Linked DNA regions of Homo sapiens: region 2 is linked to region 1. Evidence: chromatin contacts called from ENCODE Hi-C or POLR2A ChIA-PET data. All regions are on one chromosome and are shown on one strand. Each heading gives the region's core, a stretch centred on a gene start or an enhancer-like site at or near the end of the contact. The rest is flanking DNA. Distances are from core to core; before and after follow the strand shown. Region 1 has its middle 150 kb from the start of LINC02554. Region 2 overlaps CPMER (cytoplasmic mesoderm regulator).

Region 1 (5,740 bases), core at 2,059-4,558:
AACAGCCTCAGCCCCTGAAAATCCTGTCTCTTTCAAGGCCTTGCTGTATTCCTTGGGTTATCTGTGGGTTTCAGAAAGAGACTGGTGTCCCTTTCTACAAAGCTCCTTCAATTCCTGTACAACACGGTGGTCAAGAGTGTGGACTCTGACCTTGGGCACAAACCCTGGCTCTGCTGCTCCTGGCCCATGACCTTGGGCAACTGACCTCTCTATGAGCTTGTTTCCTCGTTTGGCAGATGGACATGGTGCCTTATATGCAAAAGACAGCAAGCTTTCCATTTACACAGACCAGGACTTCTCAGACAGGCACACACGCCGATTGCTGGGGAATTTGTTAAATGCTAGCTCTGACACAGTAGGTCTGGGGCAGTGCCTGGGGTTCTGCATTTCAAACAAGTGCCTGGGGACACCGAGGCTCCAAGTTTGGGGACCGCATCTTGAGTAGTTGAGGCTTAGCCTAGATCAGTGGTTGGCAAACTTCAGCCCGTGGGCCTGCCATCTTCTTTTGTACATCAAGTTCTATTGGAACATGGCCACACGCTTATTTACATATTGTCTGCGACGTTTTTCGTGTTACAGTGAGAGAGTTGGGCAGTTGTGACAGAGGCCGTGTGGCATGTAAAGCTGAACATATTTACTATCTGGCCCTTTACAGCATGAGTTTGCCAACCCCTGAAGCGATGTTGAAAGAATGAAACAAGAAGACGGATTTGAGGCCACTTGGCCCAGAAAAAGGGCTGGGTTCACAGCCCTGGTCGCGGAGCTGACTCAGTAGGCATCTATGTCTTCCTCAACCAGGAAGGTCCCTTTTCTAACACTGAGCACGGGAGATGGAGGACAGGCTGGGGAAGAAGTGACAGAAATAAAAAGGTGCAAGAGAAAGTCACTCTGGAAATCCCTCCCCTTCCTGGGTCTTGCTTCACCCTCCCTGCCTCAGCCTCTGCTGGATGTGCCTGGTGAAATTGGGGGCTCTGGGTTCCCCAAGGAGTTGGCACAGCCCCTAAGGCTTCTTGCAGCCTCCCCCAGCCTCCCTGGAAACCCCTCAACCTCTGACGACGAGGCCCAGCAGTCGCCCTTGCCGTCCCTGCACATGGAAGCTCATCAGAGGAGCACCACCGGGGTGCATCCAATTCCGCCGGATCCTCATCAAAATGAGAAATCTGCGGTCTGGGCAGCCATGGAGCGCTGATAACACTCTTGCAGGTGAACCTCCTCACTTATCACTGCCGGAGTCACCTCTGTCTCAAAAGATTTGTTTTCCCTAAAAAAAAAAAATCTCTTGGATGTGTGATGGGCTTGGCTGTGATTAAAAAAAAAAGAAAAGAAAGAAAGAAAAGAAGAAGAGCTAGAGGAACATTTTATTTTTCCAGAAGCAGGAGTTCTGCACCCTTACCTTCCTGCCCCCTCCTGCGCAGGGGCTGCACATCTCACCTCCTCCCCAGCTCCTGCCTGCCAAGACCAGGAACCAGGAGGAACAGGGAAAAACGTGGAATCATTTAGATCTGGTTTTCTTTCCACATGGCAACAGTTGCCACACAAAAGAGATCCCAGCCCAGACTCAGCCTGGTTTTGTTTGGCCAACAAAGCCAGTGTTTGTTCAGGAATCAATAGCGAGGGTGATGAGATGGAACAGTGACGAGGGGTGTCCGCAAGCCCGGTCCCCTGTGCCCTGGCCCTCCTGGCCAGGCTGTCCTCTGGATCCTCTCTGCCTCTGAGCCCAGCTCGTCTCTCTTGCAGTCTTGGCTTCTGGGTCGTCTCTGTCCCCCTGGGTTTCTTTCCCTCTGTCTCCCTGTCTGTCTCTCTCCCTCTTTCTGTTTCTGTCCTTTGTCCCTGTGCATGGCCCTCTCCATCTGTCCCCTCTATACCCTTCCCCTTTCCAACTCATTCTCTCCCTCTTCCACCTGTGGGTTTCTACCTGCATATCTCTCTCTCTCTCCCTCTTTCTCCTTGTCTCTGTCCCTGTCTCTCCTGTGACATTTGTCTCTTCCTTCTGCGTCTCTGTCTTTCTCAACATTTCTGTCTTGTGTTGGTCCCTGTGTGTGTCTCCTTCAATGTGTCTCCTTCTCCCTGCTTTCTGCCCCTGCATCTCTGCCTCAACATCCCCACTCAATTAGAAGAAGCCATCTTGGCCATCAGCTTCTGGGCCCTGTACACACCAGTGTGAACTTTCTCTTCAATGTTCTGGGTCCTGGCTTGTGCACTGATGGGTCAGAGGAATGGCTTAAGGTTTCAGAGCTGCTCACATCACGACACACCTCCCCCAGCTCCTCCAAGGACTCTGCTTGAGGAAGAGGCAAGTGTGACAAATGAGACCAGAAGCCCTGGGAGTCAGCGTGGTTCCCAGGGCTGGGAGGAGAGACTCAGAGTTAAACAATGCCTGCTGCATAGCAGGCATTCCAACCTCATTCTCCAGGAGCTCACAGTCCTACAGAGTACACCCATCCCCAAATATCAACCACCCAGGCAAGGTGGCCAGGACCCTGATTGCTGAGGGCAGACCGGTTTTAAGCCAGACTTGAGCCAGAGCAGGGTTCAAATACTGTTGGTGCCACTTACTAACTGGGTAACCCTGGGCAAGTCACTTAACCTCTGAGTCTCAATGTCCTCATCGGCAAATAGAGGTAATGGCGACACCTGCCTCGTGGGTCAATGTGAGGATCAAATTATTTAAATTATGTAAGGCACTTAGAACAATGACTGGCACATAGTAGGCATTCCAGTAATATTAGCTTTTATTATTACTATGAGAATCATAAGACAAATGAACTACTATTATACTTCCTACCTGGGTTCGGGGGAAAGGATATTTTGGTTGGGGTTTTGAGGAATGAGTAGGAGTTTGTCAAGCTTACAGAGGAACTTCCTTCCAAGGTTGGTGGTACAACATGAGTCAATGTCATTTTATAGATGAGAAAATAGAAGTCCAGAGAGGGGAAGTGGACCTTAGTCATAATTACAAATCCCAAAGAAGAGTGTGGCAAACCTATAGGTTTATGTCAATGGTCACTCTGATCCTGGCCCTGCGACCTCAGGAACAAAAGGGTTAATGGATTGTTTCATTCTTGTGGGAACACAATGGTCTCTGCTTCTCTTGCTTCTATTCAATGTGTCCCTGTTCCCTAAGCTGTGAGCACAGAGTCAGCCATCCCAAAGACTGGGATAAGGATGGACCTGGAGTTGCAGGGACAGCCAGCCACTGGCAAATCTACACAGCCCTTTCTCCAACTGAAGCATTCTTGGCCCGAAAGCAGCTTGCAGATGCTGGAAGAAATGAGGAAAATGTTCCTCGGATCAGCTGATTGGTATTTAGATCTCTCCAGATCCAAAAGTCGCAGCCTCTTGGCAGCCCAAGTGACTCCGAGATGCTGCCAGTTTGCTTGGTCTTTGAGGCTTCTTGGAAGAGTTGGTAGTTTTCTATTTTCTTTCTTTCTTTTTTTGCTTTCTTTTTTCAGTCTTTGAGGCTGCTTGGAGAAAGCTGGTAGCTTCCTATATTCTTTTTACGTTTTTTAAAAAATCTTCTGTTCTTTCCTTTCCATTATTTCCATGCAATGAGGAAAGCTCAGGTAGTAGGAAATGGCTTTTTCGTTCTCTTTCAGCGTAGGGTACCCTCTTCAACCCTTGAGGTCTGTCCACACTCCCTTATGTCAGAGAGACTCTGTGGCGTTGAGAAAGACCACACTGCCTGGGTTCAGATCCTTAGTAATGATTGTGGCAGGCAGGTTCTGATGTGGCTGTCAATGGTCCCACGTGCTGGTATTCACATCATGGTATTCCCTCCCTTTAACTGTGAGCTGGACCTGGTGACTTCCTCCTAAAGAATAGAATACTGCATAAGTGCTGACATGTTAATTCCGAGATTAAGCTAAAAAAGACCATGAATTCCTTCTTGTTCTCTCTGTCTCTGCCTCTGTCTCTCTCTCTCTGTCACCTGCACACTTGGAAGAAGGAAGCTGCTACATTGGAGATGCCTGTGTGACCAGGAACTGTCCCAGTTCCTGCAGGACCCTCAGTCCTACAATCTGCAAGAAATCGAATTCTGCCAGCAAGCAAGTGAGTGAGTTTAAGTCATGTCCTGTTCCAGCCAAGCCTATTAGGATGATACTGCAGCCCCAGACCTTAATGGTAGACTCTGAGAGACCCTAAAACAGAGGAGCCAGGTAAACCTCGATGGCTGACCTACAGAAATCATGAGATACCCGTGCTGTTGTTTCAAGCATCTCTGCTTTGAGGTAATTTGTTACTTGGCATAGATAGTGAATACAGTGACCTTGGGGGAAGTGAGTTCTACCTCCCCATCTGTAAAGTGGGTGCAATGATGTCTGAAAAGTCAGCAGGAAATAGGTGCGGGGTCTGGTGCCCAGGAAGAGTTCAACACAAGAATATTTTATGTCTTAGTTAACAAATATTTCCTAGACCAACCCTGGGTCCTGTGTCAGGTGCTGGGGGCTTGGGGGATGACACAACAATGGTAGCCCTGCCCACATGGACTCAAAGTCCAGTGCAAGGGAGTCATGCAAAATTAAGTAGGAAGTTTCATGAGTTCCTGAGAGCAAATGCCAGGGAGACCTGGCCAAGGCAGGAAGGGCTTCCAGAACAAATGGTTTACATGGAAACTGAAAACGATAAGCTGCTTTTAAATGGCTGGAGAGCCAGCCATAAGCCAGTCCTGCACCCAGGATGTGTGCTGTCTAAATATGGGCTTCCCTAAAACAGACCCCAAGACAGGGATGTGAAGGCAAGTGGCATTTTAGGGGGATAATCCAGGAAGCACTGGTGGGGAAGGAAGGGAGTGAGACAGAGAAGGGAAAGAGCCTATCCAGGGTGCACTAATGAGCAGGTTATCACGTTGAGCAGCTGGAACTCAATCCCACTGGGGAAGTCTGAGAACCAGTGTAAAACACACACCTCAGTTATCTACCCAGGGAGCGAGGGAGCTGAGATATTTATCCTCCAACTCCTGTCCATCACTGGAAGGGTGCTTTTGGAGCATTAACTCCTGGTGCTTCTGACCTTGCCCTCATGCACATCATCTGAGCAAAAGTGCTGGTAGGGAGTTGCAGGTGCTTGCTGTCATGTGCATTCAGCATGCACTGGGATGGTAAGTTTGGGGTATATGCCCACAGAGGCACTGTTTGCATCTGTACCACGTGCAAATCCACAGCAGGGTGAGATGAACAGAACCTCTACTCTGACAATGATAAGCTTTAGCATGATTCCTCCCTGCAGGCTCAGCCCTTCCCAGAGTCCCCACGCCACCTTGGACAGGCATTAAAGGTCATTCCTCAGCTCCTTCCCACAGCCTGACCTTGGCCTCCAATCCTCTCAGAGCCTTGGTCTGACCACAGGACTCTTGTTTACTACCAGAGCTTGTCCCTATTTTGCCCCCCATCCCCATCACTGATGGTTATCTTGGTTACCTGCCTGATGCCTCTTACACTGGGCCCCACATGACACCCCTGGAAATCCCCTCCAGAGTGTTTTCAACCAGATCCAGGATCCTGAACTTCAAAGTATCATCCAGATTCATATCCTGTCATCACCAGGATACATTATCCAAGTACCCTTAGGAGCCTCTCACCTCTCTGAGCCTCCCTGTTTACCCAGAACTGAGGATGGTGAGAGGACCAACGAGCTCATTCCCTTCTAGAATCAATCTTTAACACCAAACTGTGCAGCACTTCATGGATGCCATAGGTACAGCATGGACCAGAGTAGAAATGGGCACTGCCTCATGGAGCTC
Region 2 (5,726 bases), core at 2,433-4,932, 230 kb before region 1:
TTTGGGGACCCTGATTTTAGGTAGCAGTCTCAGTTCCAGCACTCCACCTTTGGAGGGCTCCAGGCTTTGCCTCCTGTCCCCATATGGCTGTTAAAACTCTATCCCCTCAATTCCCAGAAGTCTCTTATATGCCTTGCACCTCCAAATCTCCCCCATTTCAAAGAAATGGAACTCTCCTGTCAATCATTCTCCTTGTGTGTTGGGGAAGCAGTGTCATTTAATGGTTAGTGGTGGCTTTCAGACTTCCTGAGTTTGAATCCCAGGCTTACCACTCACTAAAGAAGTGACCCTGGGCACTCATTACTAAATTTTTCTGAGCCTCAGTTTCCTCATCTATAAATTGGGAATGACAATATTTTCTACCTCATAGGAGTCTTACAAGGGCTAAATAAGGCAATGAATTTGACTACCTAAAATAGTGTGTATTAATCCCTCAATAAATGTTGACAATTGTAATAAAACTATGTCCTTATGTTTTTACACAAATGGGTTCACAGGAGGCTCACTGTTCTGCACCACCCTTTTTCTGTAGATTGGCCTGCATCAGCCCAAATGGTTCCATGTTCTTCTTTTTAATGGCTGCATAGTACTCCTTTGCATGGATGCACCACAGTTCATTTAACCAGAGTCCTGTTGGCAGGCATTTCAGATGTTTGCAATTTTTCTGTGAGACCAACACCACTGTGATCAGCATCCTGGTAAGTCCATCTTCATCATTCACTCATTCCATTTTGCCTCCAGATCAAGTCCACGGAGTGAGATTGCTGGATGAAAATGAAGCCTTGTTTAGAGACCATTTCCCTCCATCTTCATTTCTTTAGTCCCTTTCCTGAATGACACCCAGGGGATGTGGTGGCTGGAGGGAAATGCACAGCAAAGGATTCAAAAGTGGTGTGCATGAACATCTCCCCCCATTTTCTGTTTTTTTTTTTTTTTTTTCCTAGAGTGAAAGATACCTTGATTAGACAGTAATTAAGAGTGTTTTGGACAGCACAAGGCACTAATAGCCTCCCAGGTGCTTAATAAGTGTCAAGACTGCCAAGAGAAAAATTTATTTAGCATTATAACAGACTCTATGGATGCCAAATTTGCCTTCAGCCATGGCGCTGTAACACTGGGGAATGGGAACAGGGTCAGAGCTTTAGTGCCCATTGGAAAGGGCAACCAAGGCAGCAATGTGGGTAGGTCAAGAGCACTAGATGGGACCCAGACAAATCTGGGTTCTAAGCCAATCACTGCCACTTACTAGTTCCAGGAGCATGGCCAAGTTATGGACCTTCTCTGAGCTTCATTGTCATCACTTATAGATCAAGGCTTGAAATATCTAACCTATCAGGTTCTGGGAGGCCATGGGTGCAGTCATTAAGAATGTGAACTCTGTTTGGGAGGACAAGGCAGGTGGATCACTTGAGGCCAGGAGTTTGAGATCAGCCTGGCCAACATGGTGAAACCCCATCTCAACTAAAAATATAAAAATTAGCCAGGCATGGTGGCGCACACCCATAGTCCCAGCTATTCGGGAGGCTGAGGCAGGAGAATCACTTGAACTCGGGAGGTAGAGGTTGCAGTGAGCCAAGATCACACCACTGCACTCCAGCCTGGGTGACAGAGTGAGATTCTGTCTCAAAAAAAAAAAAAAAAACAGTAAACTCTGGGTTCTGGTCCAGCCACTTCTACTCATTAGCTGAGGACCCTGGGCAGGATTCCAAATGTTTTTGAGTGTTAGTTTTCTCATCTGTAATGTGGCTATAATAATAATCCTATAAGCCCACCTTATAGAATTGTGGTTAAGACAAGAAAATGTATGCAAAAGACTTAGCCCAGTGCTTGGCCCAAATTAAATGCTCAAAAGATCAGTACCTCACATTGGTGTTAGAAATTTGCTGAGTGTTAAATGAGATAATGCATATACAACTGAAAAAAAGGTATAATGTATATGTGATAGTTAAGGAAGGCAATGCCAGCTGCTGTAACAGATGCAATTGTCACTTCAGTGGTTTAACACAGTATAAGTTTATTTCTCACTAATGTTACAACCCACTGCTGGCATTTCTGGTTGGGCAATCTGCCTCCATGCGGTGACTCAGGCACTCAGGCTCCTTCTATCTTGTGGCTCTACCATTTTCAACACTTACTTTGAACTCTGTTCCATTCAGCAGGCAGGTGGGGAAAGAGAGACCGAGGAGACATACCTGCTTGTTAATCATTTCAGCCCTGAAGTGATGCACATCACTTTTTCTCACAGTCTTTTGGTCAGAGTTAGTCACATGGCCCTACCTAGATGCAAAGGAACCTGGGAAATGTAGTCCATGCATGATCAACTGCTGCCCAAGAAAAACTCTGGAAGGAAAGCAAGAATCCGTGGTGGTCACCTCTACTTAGTCCAGCACCCTCATTTCCAAGGGGTGACCTGGAAATGACTCAAGAGTTGGGTAGTGACCCAAGAGTGGGTTGGAGCTGGGGGTGTGTACAGGGTATGTCTCCTTTCCTTGAGCCAGGGGCGATGTTGGTGCTGGAGGCTGCATCATTCCCTAGACCAAGTTAGTCCAACCTGGTGCCTGCAGGTCGCGTGCAGCCCAGGATGGCTTTGAATGAGGCCCAACACAAATTTGTAAACTTTCTTAAAATATTATGAGTTTTTTTTTGCAAATTTTTTTTTTTAGCTCATCAGCCATCATTAGTGTTAGTGTATTTTATGTGTGGCTCGAGACAATTTTTTTCTTTTAATGTGGCCCAGGGAGCCAAAAAATGGGACGGCCCTGCCCTAGACAGAGGGTAACGACAATGATTCCCGTTGGAGCACTGGACACAGAGCAATGATTCCCGTTGGAGTGCCGGACACAGAGCAATGATTCCCGTTGGAGCACTGGACACAGAGCACTCCGTCCCTGTGATCACATCTAACCCCTAAATAGCCCCAACAGGGCATTTTCATTATTACCATCACTCATGTCATGCACAGGTGAGGAAACTGAGGCACAGCATGGCTCCATGCCTTGCCTAAGTTCTCACAGCAAGGCAGGAGCAGACCCAGGCCTTGAACTCAGATCTCAAGGTGAACACGGTCCTCTTGGAGGCCAGGGTCACACCAGAGGGTCCCACATGCAGGGACGGGGTAAAGGATTCTCCACTTGCCCCAGCAAATTTTCAGACACCAAGGCCTGTGGGACAAGGCCTGGCTGCTGTGAGGCTGAATAAGCAAACCAGTGGAAGAACAAAGAAGAATGGTTCTTTCTGGAACCTCTAGTTTGTTCTTTGAGCACATTAAATATGCCCCTGTAACCTTGCTGACTCTCTTCATTGGCTCTGTAAACCCTCAGTGGCTGTCGCGGGCATTTTTTGTACACACTGTATTTAACACAGAGCCAGATGCACCAAAGGGCTCAGCATATATTTGTTGAATAAAAGAAAGAAAGCCTCAAGGGAAAATTTATCTAAATTACAACGATTTTTCCATTTGTGCGTGCAGTTGTGGACTGTGGAGGTTGACAGAGCTCCTATGAAGTACTAGGCCCAACTTGGAGTCTTCTCATAGCCCTGGGAGGCAGGTCCCACTGATATCTCTGGTTAATAGACAGGGAAACGGAGGCACTCCCCTGTGGCTCTGCATTGGTCGAGCCGGCCTGATTCTTTGTCCCTCCCACTGTCTGCTGCCTGGCACTGCCTCTGAGTCACAAGAGGCTGAAAGTGACCTCTGGGCGTCTATAATTAGGCCCTGCCTGACGTCAGGGCAGACGGATTTTCTGGCTTGGCCAACGTCGGCCTATCGTTCACTGCGTGCCAGGCACTGAGTTAAGTCCATTACATGCATTCCCTGACACTTGCAGCAACCCCACTAGGCCCCCATTCTCCAAGGAGAAAACTGAGGCCCAGGAGGGTCATGCCCTGGCCTGAGGTTACTCAGCTGGGAGGAGGTTGAGGCTGGATTTGAGCATAGACCTCTGCAGCTCCGGTAGCCACCAGGCTCTGTCAGTGATCAGTGGTAGCTGTATATTTCTAGATCAAGGGAAGGTTTCAACTGAGCCAGCAGGACAGAGGTGTGCTGAGGCTTGGTGGGCACTGGCCATTCTCACCTCTGACCACTGGCTTCCTAGCTTACTCTGCTCCTTTTTCCTCTTTCTCTAATTTTTTCCCACCTCCTGGCCTTTGCACATGGCTTTGCCTTTGCCTTTGCCTGAAATGCCCTTCACCCATATCCTCCTGTGTCCAGCTCCTTCTTATCTATCAGGTTTCTGTGTAATTGTCACCTCCTCCAGGAAGTCTTCCCTGACCACACCTGCTTCCAGTCTGTTGAGTTATTTTCTTCTTTGAACTGATCTCCAGGTGAAATGATCTCTACCTGTTTATTGCTTGTTTCTTCAACTAGATGTGAACTACATGAGGGCAGACTGTGTCTCTCTTGTTCCTTATGTCTCCAGCCTCGGGGACTCAGCTTAGCACAAAGTAGTTGTCCTAAAAATAGTCGTTAAGTGAGTGACTAACTGAAGGTGAGGGCTTCCCGGGGCAAGAAGCCACCAGGTTGGATGAACAGGTGAACATCTATGGGGACAGAGCCTCAGGTTGCCTGTATGCCCCAGAGCGGGATCTCCGCCAGATGTAGGGGGTCAAGGAGTAGGATCCCGCCTCTTGGAGAGGGAGTCTGGGCTCTGTGCAACAGGGCACTGAGGACAGCCAGTCCAGGTCTGGGACAGTGTGGCCTCTCTTTTTGACATGGGGACATCAGACACTGGTGGCTCCTGGGTCAGAGCCAGTTCTGGATTGTGGCCTGGGTGTCCTGATAAGCCAACAGCCTTTGTCAGGCCGAGCTCCAGGGACCTGCCTGGTGGAGCAGGAAGGACTTGAAGGTGGGGTTGCCGGAAGGTGAGAGACAGGTGTGACCTGGGGTAGGGAAAGAGGGATGTTTGTCATGACTTGGCCTGGCTGCCTTCTTTCCCAAGGCCTGGCGTCTCCATCACGCAAGCTTGTTGAAGGAATGAATGAAGGTATCATCCTAGACAGACCCCAAACAAACAGGAGATGCTCAATCTGGTTCAGCGTGCTTCCTAAGAGTTAATGCTTCTTATTCTTATAACAACCCACGAGTTGGGTCCTATCATTATCCCCATTTTTACAGAGGAGAAAACTGAGGCACAGAGAAATGAAGAGATTTCCCCAAATTCACACAGCTGGGGCTGGGATTTGAACCTGGCCTTCTGGCTCCACAGCGTGATGCCTTTAACTGTCCACTGTACTGCTTGTTTTGGGCTAAAAGCCAAGACTAAAAGGCAGTGGTGTGTACACTTTTGAAACGGAGCCGAAGCTTTCCATGAGTGAATTCTTATTGCTCAGAAACCCTACGTGCAAAATACAGGCCATGGGAGCCTCCCTGACTGAAGTGGGAATTAGGGTTGCGAGACCGCCACACTCATTCATTCCCACATACCCCATCCCCGTCGTGTACCCTCTTCCCACGGGTTCTGCCTCCTACTTTTCTCAAGAATTTTCACATTCCTAAAAGCAGGAAACAGACAGAGTTGACCTTTCCATTGCTGTTGTTGCTAAACTCTTTCTCGGCCCCTAGAACTCTTATAAAGGATACCAATCTGGGGAAGGGGTTTATGAATGAGAGCCCCCTGCCCAGCATCCTCCCTCTTTGGAGGCCTCTGAAACCCCATTAGGGTCCCATGGGGTAAGGATGCGCTCAGGGATCCTGCAGGATTCGAACTTTCCAGGCATTGTATCTCCCT

The links. A loop is a pair of places that touch in the nucleus more often than their neighbours do. ChIA-PET counts read pairs that join two places held with the same protein, here RNA polymerase II (POLR2A). Pooled maps may share reads with other maps.
Region 2: a pooled map shows a loop between it and region 1 (2.0-fold over the local background). The contact joins two enhancer-like sites. A Hi-C loop is called at or near these places in 3 of 50 pooled maps. POLR2A ChIA-PET finds 5 or more read pairs at or near these places in 4 of 52 experiments (H1, OCI-LY7, PC-9 and 1 more).

Annotation. Positions count from the first base shown.
Region 1 is chr22:27,458,264-27,464,003 of GRCh38, reverse strand. No RefSeq gene overlaps it. Among named protein-coding and RNA genes, the nearest start is that of LINC02554, 150 kb to the right of the region's middle. RefSeq lists an enhancer at 1,869-2,643. Within about 2 kb of position 3,308, at least 5 of the 41 ENCODE cell types and tissues checked have a DNase peak (open chromatin) inside an H3K27ac peak, as active enhancers do; they include PC-9, where a contact is called at or near this core.
Region 2 is chr22:27,684,692-27,690,417 of GRCh38, reverse strand. It overlaps CPMER (cytoplasmic mesoderm regulator), which reads left to right. Exons shown (of 5, transcript NR_186699.1): 4 at 533-698. Among named protein-coding and RNA genes, the nearest start is that of CPMER, 27 kb to the left of the region's middle. Within about 2 kb of position 3,682, at least 17 of the 41 ENCODE cell types and tissues checked have a DNase peak (open chromatin) inside an H3K27ac peak, as active enhancers do; they include PC-9, where a contact is called at or near this core.